Regions from separate parts of the Homo sapiens genome. Here region 1 is linked to region 2. A link is an interaction called in ENCODE POLR2A ChIA-PET data of the cell type or tissue named here. Cell type or tissue: HepG2. All regions are shown on one strand. Each heading gives the region's core, and the rest is flanking DNA. Links, peaks and the distances in the headings are about the cores only.

Region 1 (4,212 bases), core at 1-4,000, 350 kb after region 2:
CAGAAGTAAACACTGAAAGGGTAAGTTATAACTTAATTTTTTTTAAGAAACTAAATTTTAAAAATAAATAAAAATTAAACAAAAAAAAAAATTTTTTTTTTTTTTTTTGAGGCAGAGTCTCTCTCTGTCACCCAGGCTGGAGTACAGTGGCACGATCTCGGCTCACTGCAAGCTCCGCTTCCCGGGTTCATGTCATTCTCCCACCTCAGCCTCCCAAGTAGCTGGGACTACAGGCGCCTGCCACCACATCCGGCTATTTTTTTGTATTTTTAGTAGAGATGGGGTTTCACCATGTTAGCCATGATGGTCGCGATCTCCTGACCTTGTGATCCGCCAGCCTGGGTGACAGAGTGAGACTCCATCTCAAAAAATAATAATAATAAATAAATTTTAAATATTTATTTACAGTTTAGAAGGGAAAAAAGCTGTAATTTTTTTTTTTTTTTGACATTCAGCCAATCTGCCTATTCTTTGTAAGGGCAAGAGATACATATTCCCAAGCTCAACACATAATTACGCTCAAGCTCAACACATAATCTCACTCAAGACAACTTCTTTTTGAAAATGAAGTAAAAGACAGTGGGCTCACCTATGGAGCCCTACACACTAGTTAGGAGCAAGGGTTTGATGGTCACTTGGCAAGTTGGATATCTTTAAAAGACACTGCGAAGTGGAAAAATGGGGATGAGCTCTGTAACAAAATGCCACTTATATAAATTAAAGATACATGGCCGGATGCAGTGGCTCACGCCTGTAATCCCAACACTTTGGGAGGCCAAGGTGGGCGGATCACCCGAGGTCAGGAGTTCAAGACCAGGCTGGCCAACATGGTGAAGCCCTGCCTCTACCAAAAATAAAAAAAATTAGCCAGACGTGGTGGCGTACGCCAGTAATCCCAGCTACTCGAGAGGCTGAGGCTGGAGAATTGCTTGAACCCAGGAGGTGGTGGGGGTTGCAGTGAGCAGAGATTGCACCATTGCATTCCAGCCTGGGTGACAAGAGCGAAACTCTGTCTCAAAAAAAAAAAAAAAAACAAAAGGAGGCCAGGCACAGTGGCTCATACCTGTAATCTCAGCACTTTGGGAGGCCGAGGCAGGCAGATCACGTGAAGTCAGAAGTTTGAGACGAGCCTGGCCAATATGGTGAAACCCCCCGTCTCTACTAAAAATACAAAAATTAGCCAGGCGTGGTGGTGCACATCTGTAATACCAGCTACTTGGGAGGCTGAGGCAGGAGAATCACTTGAACCCAGGAGGCGGAGGTTGCAGTGAGCCAAGATCGCACCACTGCCCTCCAGCCTGGGTGACAGTGAAACTGTCTCAAAAAAAAAAAAAATGATGATTAAAGGGAACAAATAAACACAGAAGACAGGGGAGTCTTGTAGGGACCAGCAAGGACAGGGCGCTATGAAATGAAGATATGAATAATTCACCTCTACCACTAAGATCCACCTAGAAAAACAAGTACTTATCATTATACACGTCACCCATCTCAGCTGAATCAAAACTAAGAATCCAAAAACTCATGTTCTAAATTTAGAAGTATGAAAACTGCAGTTCATGGGCCAAATTTGGACCTCTGCCTGCAAGAGGTCTGCCTGCAAGCTAAGAATGGTTTGTACTTTTTTTTTTTTAATGCTTGGGGGAAAAGTCAAAGGAGGAATAGTATTTTGTGACACATGAAAATTATATGAAATTCAAATTTCAGTGTCCATAATGCTTTAGTGGAACATCGCCAGGCTCATACATTTACATTGTGTCTACCCTGGCTCCTCTCTACAACAGCAGGGTTGAATAGTTGTGACAGAGACCATATAGCCTGCAAGATCTAAAATGCTTACTATGATGGCCAGGCGCAGCGGCTCATGCCTGTAATCCCAGAACTTTGGGAGGCCAAGGCAGGCAGATCACTTGAGGTCAGGAGTTCGAGATCAGCCTGGCCAACTTGGTGAAACACTGTCTCTACTAAAAATACAAAAATTAGCCACGCCTGTTGGCAGGCTCCCGTAGTCCCAGCTACTCAGGAGGCTGAGGCAGGGAGAATCGCTTGAACCCAGAGGCGGAGGTTGCAGTGAGCTGAGATCACGCCATTGCACTCCAGCCTGGGCAACAGAGCAAGACTCTATCTCAAAAAATAAATAAAATAATAAAATGTTTACTATCTGTCCATTTACAGGAAAAGTTTGCCAACCCCTATTGTAAAAGAACCTACATTGATTCCAGGAATGCTACTGCACTGCCTTGTCAGGTAGTTCTCTGTTCCAGGATCAAGGTCAGGGCCAGCAGAGTGCCTGAGAAGAGAACTGCCTCCTCCATGGCAAAGTTCAGGAGAACCCCAGCCCACACAGTGACCAAGGCTCTCCCACACAGCTCACGCAACAACAATGGCAGAGTTGAGACTCTGCACCCACGGGATTTCAGAACAAAAAGCCTTTATCTTTCCACAAAAGCAGTGTTACCAAGAGCTGCATAGCAACCATTTTCCTTAGCAAGCAAACTGAGGAGCAATTTCTGGTCTCTGAAATTCACATTGAAAAAAACAGCTTGGATGCCGGGCTTAATACCCAGGTAATGGGGTTGATCTGTGCAGCAAACCACCATGGCACACTTTTACCTTTGTGACAAACCTGCACATCCTGCACATGTACCCTGGAACTTAAAATAAAAGTTGAAGGAAAAAAAAGAAAAGAAAAAAAAACCCTAACAACCATCAAAAAGGGCTAGTTAAGTAAATTATCCTACACACACACACACACACACACACACACACACACACACACACACACACACAGACAGAGATATTAGAGAGAGTAAGGTGAATTTACATGAGCAGGCATGGAAATATTAATTGAGAAAAGCAAGTTGAAAGACATTATTATTCCATTGTTGCTTAAAATACATTTTTAGGCCGGGCACAGTGGCTCATGCCTGTAATCCCAGCACTTTGGGAGGCCAAGGTGGGTGGATCACTTGGGGTTAGGAGTTTGAGACCAGCCTGGCCAACATGGCAAAACCCTGTCTGTACTGAAAATACAAAAATTAGCTGGGCATAGTGGCACATGCCTGGAGTCCCAGCCACTCGAGAAGCTGAGGCAAGAGAATCACTTGAACCTGGGAGGTGGAGGTTGCAGTGAGCTGAGATCACGCCACTGCACTCCAGCCTTTTTCAATAATATATATACATATAATAGACTTTTTTATACATTTATACAGAAAACGTATTATACACTACATATGAGCTAAGGAAAATAACCAAGCTGTTATATATTACATACGCAACAGTGCGTGGTTGGGATTCAGAACTTTTATATTTCATGTTATATTATTTTATTGTTTGAATTTTATTAATATGAATTACTTTGACAATAAAAATGTTAAAAAGTATTTAAAGGGAAAAAATACTCATGTTGATGGACTTGCAGTTTTTAAGTTGGGAAATGTAGATATTGTCTGTTGCCAAACCTCATGAAACTGCCTCTCAATTGAAGGTATTAATTTTCTTTTTAATTATATTCTAGGCCGGGCGCGGGGGCTCACACCTGTAATCCCAGCACTTTGGGAGGCCAAGGAAGGTGGATCACTTGAAGTCAGGAGTTTGAGACCAGCCTGGCCAACATGGTGAAACCCTGTCTCTACAAAAAATACAAAAATTAGCCAGGCATGGTGGTACATGCCTGTAGTCCCAGCTACTCAGGAGGCTGAGGCTGGAGAATCGCTTGAACCTGAGAAGTGGAGCTTGCAGTGAGCCCAGATGATGCCATTGCACTCCAATCTAGGCGACAGAGCAAGACTGCCTCAAAAAAAAAAAAGTATTTTCTAGTTTTCCAAAATGTTTAAATAAGCATGTGTTCATTTTAGAACCAGAAATTGAGCTAAGACTTGACAGAATCAGTGGTAATCCATACAATCACTATCATGTAAAAATAGCAAAACAGACACAAGCAAAAAGACTAGAAAGCTCTATAACAATATCCTAATGGACATTCCCTCTGGTTTCTGGGTGCTGGGGCTAAGCGTGGTTTTTGTGATAATTTTTGCTTCCTTCTATTTTTCTATATATTCCAGGTCTTCTGCAATGAGTATCTTTTAAGTTTACAGCATGCTTCTCAACATTTTATCACGAAAAATTTTCAAACGTTCAAAATTGAGGCCGGGCGCAGTGGCTCACGCCTTGTAATCCTAGCACTTTGGGAAGCCAAGGTGGGTGGATCAC
Region 2 (4,522 bases), core at 233-4,232:
TTCTTCTGGTTGCATATTCATGGTTGTTGTTTTTTCTTTTCTCTTTTTCCTCTGATCACATTCATCAGAGACAGAGTGTTCTTTACCTCGGGTTTACTGGACAAAATCAACAACTATAAAAGACAATGATTCACACTTTTGTTTTCACAATAACTCACAACCATACAGTTTCTGCTTGGGAGTCTATTAGTGTGAGGAACAGAGAAGCAGGGTGAACAGGGCTAAACTCCTTCTCAGGTGGAAGGCAGGGTGGTCTCAATCCCAGGGACCTTTTTGGTCATGAAGGCCACTGGGCTCCCATTTTGACTCTGGTATGCTCATTATGATGGAAAAAGTACACTGAACCAAGGGATCCTTCCTCCCCTACAAGGAAGATGTTCAGTACAGACATTTATGCAGCAGACTAGGACGTCATAATTTGCACTTGGGTACCAGGTATCAGGAAACAGACTAAAAGGAATTCCAGCAGGCTATATGTGGATCCTCATCTTGTAGCTTTTTCAAAAGCAGGGCATCCTCTGCATTGGGCCCTTTCATCTTGAAACATTTTCCTCCATCTTCCCCCTTCTCTGGAATGGACACTGAGTTGAGGGTCTTCTCTACAGTTTTCCTAGGTCTGAATCTGTGAGTAGATGAATCTGCAGCATGCAGTATTTGCGGTGCTTCCTTCTCCCTCCTCTGTCTCCAACTGCACAGGCAAGCACTATGTAAGCCCAGATTCTCTGCTAAGTGGTTTTCAGGTTTTCAATCACACTGAATTGGCAGGACAAGAAAAATTGTTCAGAGAAGTATGGGAAGATAGTTGAAGGGAGATGAAGAGGCTGCTTCTCTATAGAGATGAGATTCCAGATAAGTCAGTCTCTTGGGAAGTGTGTTTAGAAGGGTTCAAGACTTTGTGAGTAAGCATGACCTTAAAATTCTAGGGGATTTCTGGTAGGACAGTGAGTGGTGAATTCTGAAGTTTTGGAGAGGAAAGTGGAGGAGCCAGCAAGCTAGCTAGCCAGTTTTCTAAAAGCCAACTTTGCACAGCACACTCTTCTGGGCCCTAAGGAGTCCCACAGAATGGGGAAAGTGGGAGCCCTGGAGTTCTTGGGAGTCTTGGAGCCTAAAGAGAAAACGAGGTGCAAATTCATTTCACAGTGACTGACCCTTGAGCTTAAACAGAATCAGCAAATGAAAGAATCTGACAAATAAGGAAAGGCACAAGCCTGCCCGACTACTGGACAATAAACTCATGACCTAAAAAAAAAAAAAAAGAAGGAGGTGGCTGTCAGTAAATGGGGCTGAAGAGAACCACTAATGAAAGCCAAGGCTCACAAGGGAGGCCACTCACAGCCACCAGAAGCTTGTCACATAAACATTGAGAGAGCGAGGGAACACATTCTTTTTAGGCTGGGTGCAGTGGCTCCTGCCTGTAATCCCAAGCACTTTAGGAGGCCGAGGTGGGTGGATCACCTGAGGTCGGGAGTTTGAGACCAGCCTGACCAACATGGTGAAACCCTGTCTCTACTAAAAATACAAAAACTAGCCAGGTGTGGTGGCACATGCCTGTAATCCCAAGTACTTGTGAGGCTGAGGCATGAGAATTGCTTGAACCTGGGAGGCGGAGTTTGCAGTGAGCCAAGATCATGCCATTGCACTCCAGCCTGGGCAACAGAGTAAAATAAATTCTGTCTCAAAAAAAAAAAAAAACTTTTTAGCGCCTAGTTATTCTAAATATTTACTTAAAAGAAAAAGCAAGGTCCCTATGTGGGAGGGAGGTAATGATTATCTTGCAGTCTGGGGTGATTCAAGAGAGAGACTACTGCTTAGATGGACCAGCACCCTGTCTCTCTCTCTTTTTTTAAATCAGAAATTAAAACTAAGAGCCACGACTTCAGAAGACTAAAAGTCTAAAAACAAAAACAACAAACAAAACTACAGCACAAAAGGAAAAAGCTGTAGGTGGCTACGAATCTGAAAAATAAGTAAAAGAACTTTAAACTTAAGTCCTGAGTAAACACCAGGTCTACCAAACATGATATTAGCCCTATATTACTTACTGATTTAGAAACAAGCCCCTAGATACAGGGGGGAAATAAAAGCTAATTAAATAAATTACATATACATACATAATACAATAAATAGATAAATGAAGTATATGTGTATATTTTATATAATAAGTTAAAACAAACTTCCATAATTTGACTCAATTAGAAATCCAAAATTTATATACTAAATTTCTATACTAAAGGACTTATATAACAAAATGATTTAAAAAAGACACTGATTGGCTTTTGTGCCTCTATAACATAGACTTTAACTTAACTTTAACATTTGTTAAAATGCATCAATTGGCAGAACTTCACAAGCTTAATCAACCCTGGGACTCAAATTACAATGATACACCAGGATTCCACTAAATTTAAACACTCTGCTCCTATAATCTTGAGAAGATACTTAAATATATATAAAGAAAAATGAGTTTGCCTCACTTTAGCAGTGGGGAAAGGATTCCATATTCAAAAAATGTTGCTGGCAGAATTGGCTAGCCATATGCAGAAGACTGAAACTGGACCCTTTCCTTACACCATATACAAAAATTAACTCAAGATGGATTAAAGACTTAGGTGTAAAACTCAAAACTGTAAAAACCCTGGAAGAAAACCTAGGAAATACCACTCAAGAAGTAGGCATGGGCAAAGATTTCATGATGATGCCAAAAGCAATTTAAACAAGACAAAAATTGACAAATGGAATCAAATTATACTAAAGAGCTGCTGCACAGCAACACAAACTATCAACAGAGTAAACAGGCTGGGAGAAAAATTATGCAAAGTATGCATCTGACAAAGGTCTAATATCCAGCCTCTACAAGGAACTTAACAAGTTTACAAGAAACAAATAAATAACCCCATAGAAAAGTGGGCAAAGGACATGAACAGACACTTTTGAAAAGAAGCCATAGCTGCAGCCAACAATCATATGAAAAAGAGCCCCACATTACTGGTTGTTAGAGAAATGCAAACCAAAACCACAATGAGATACCATCTCACGCCAGTCAGAACAGCTATTATTAAAAAGTAAAAACAAACAAACATGCTGGTGAGGTTGTGGAGAAAAACGAATGCTCATACTCTATCGGTGGGAGTGTAAATTAGTTCAGCCAGTGTGAAAGACAGTGTGGCAATTCCTCAAAGATCTAAAGAAAGAAATACCATTCAACCCAGCAATCCCATTACTGGGTATATACCCAAAGGAATATAAATCATTCAATTAAAAAGACACATGCACGTGTATGTTCATTGCAGCACTATTCACAATAGCAAAGACATGGAATCAACCTAAATGTTCACTAATGGTGGGCTGGATAAAGAAAATGTGGTACATATACACCATGGAATACTAAGCAGCCATAAAAAAGAATGAGATTATGTCCTTTTGAGGGACATGGATGGAGCTGGAGGCCATTATCCTTAGCATAATAACACAGGAAAAGAAAACCAAATGCTGCATGTTCTCACTTATAAATGGGAGCTAAATGATGGAACACATGGATGTGTAGAGGGGAATTACACACACTGGGGCCTTTTGGAGGATGGAGGGCCAAAGGTGGAAGAGAATCAAGAAAAAAAACTAATGAGTACTAGGCTTAATACCTAGGTGATGAAATAATCTGTCCGATATAGTCCCATGATACAAGTTTATCTATGTAACAAACCAGCACTTGTACCCCCGAACTTAAAAGTTAGAAAAAACCTGTATCCTTGTTTAAATTTCTCATAGTCATAGAATCCACTGCCTTAAAATATTCCATATTCAACATAAATACTCTAACATAATAAATAATAAATTTAGCCTTTGACATAAATTGGCTTGATAAAAGGGGACCCCTTCAATCCCCAGTTAAAATAGTTAATCTGACCCAATGTAAATTAATACAGGGCCTCAAGGATTCAAATTTATTATATAAAAGCTAATTAATAAAAGACTGATTTTCTCCTCTGCTTCTCCATTTGGCAGCCCAATTTTGCCTGTTCTTAAATCTGAAAACATAAAATAAAAGATATCTCACTATGGATTAACGCAGGCTTAATGTCATGATCCTATCCATCAAGGCTTTCATATTTAATGTCCAATTTCATTAAACTGACTGCTTCTATTTAAGCAATAACCAGTAAATATTTGCTCTTATTGATTGCCTTTCATGTACTGTTCAGTTCCTATTTCAACATCCTCTCAGGTCAAAGTTTGCCTTGACCTCTAAAGGGACACCTTTTCCAGGATACCCATGGGGTATCTCCATAACTTTGTCATTCCATGCAATCTTTGCAGACAAGATTTTGAGGATATTCACCTTTCTCCAGGAACACAGGTGTGACATTACTTTGAGTACATCCTCCTCCAAGGAGACTCATGTGACACACTCCTTAAAGACATAGAAGTCTAGTATCTCTTAGCACTTTTTGGGTTCTGATGGTAACACATCCTCATTTACAAAATTTACTTACAAATTAAAATCAGCAGGCACTTCTGTGAGTGA

The links. Peaks named below come from ENCODE experiments on the same cell type or tissue, not always from the same donor. Only the 100,000 strongest peaks of a DNase experiment are listed, where the experiment ranks them.
Region 1: POLR2A ChIA-PET joins it to region 2 with 5 read pairs; 2 of 35 experiments call an interaction of 5 or more read pairs at or near these places.

Annotation. Positions count from the first base shown.
Region 1 is chr11:63,600,965-63,605,176 of GRCh38, forward strand. All of the region lies in intron 2 of PLAAT3 (phospholipase A and acyltransferase 3), which reads right to left. Among named protein-coding and RNA genes, the nearest start is that of PLAAT3, 11 kb to the right of the region's middle. RefSeq lists enhancers at 439-940, 4,183-4,212. In HepG2, for the core only: no CTCF peak of the experiment used is centred there; a DNase peak (open chromatin) is centred at 2,367.
Region 2 is chr11:63,246,139-63,250,660 of GRCh38, forward strand. It overlaps LOC105369334 (a long non-coding RNA gene), which reads right to left. Exons shown (of 3, transcript XR_950178.3): 2 at 4,491-4,522; 3 at 1-1,105. Among named protein-coding and RNA genes, the nearest start is that of SLC22A25, 4.8 kb to the left of the region's middle. In HepG2, for the core only: no CTCF peak of the experiment used is centred there; DNase peaks (open chromatin) are centred at 1,253, 1,753 and 4,223.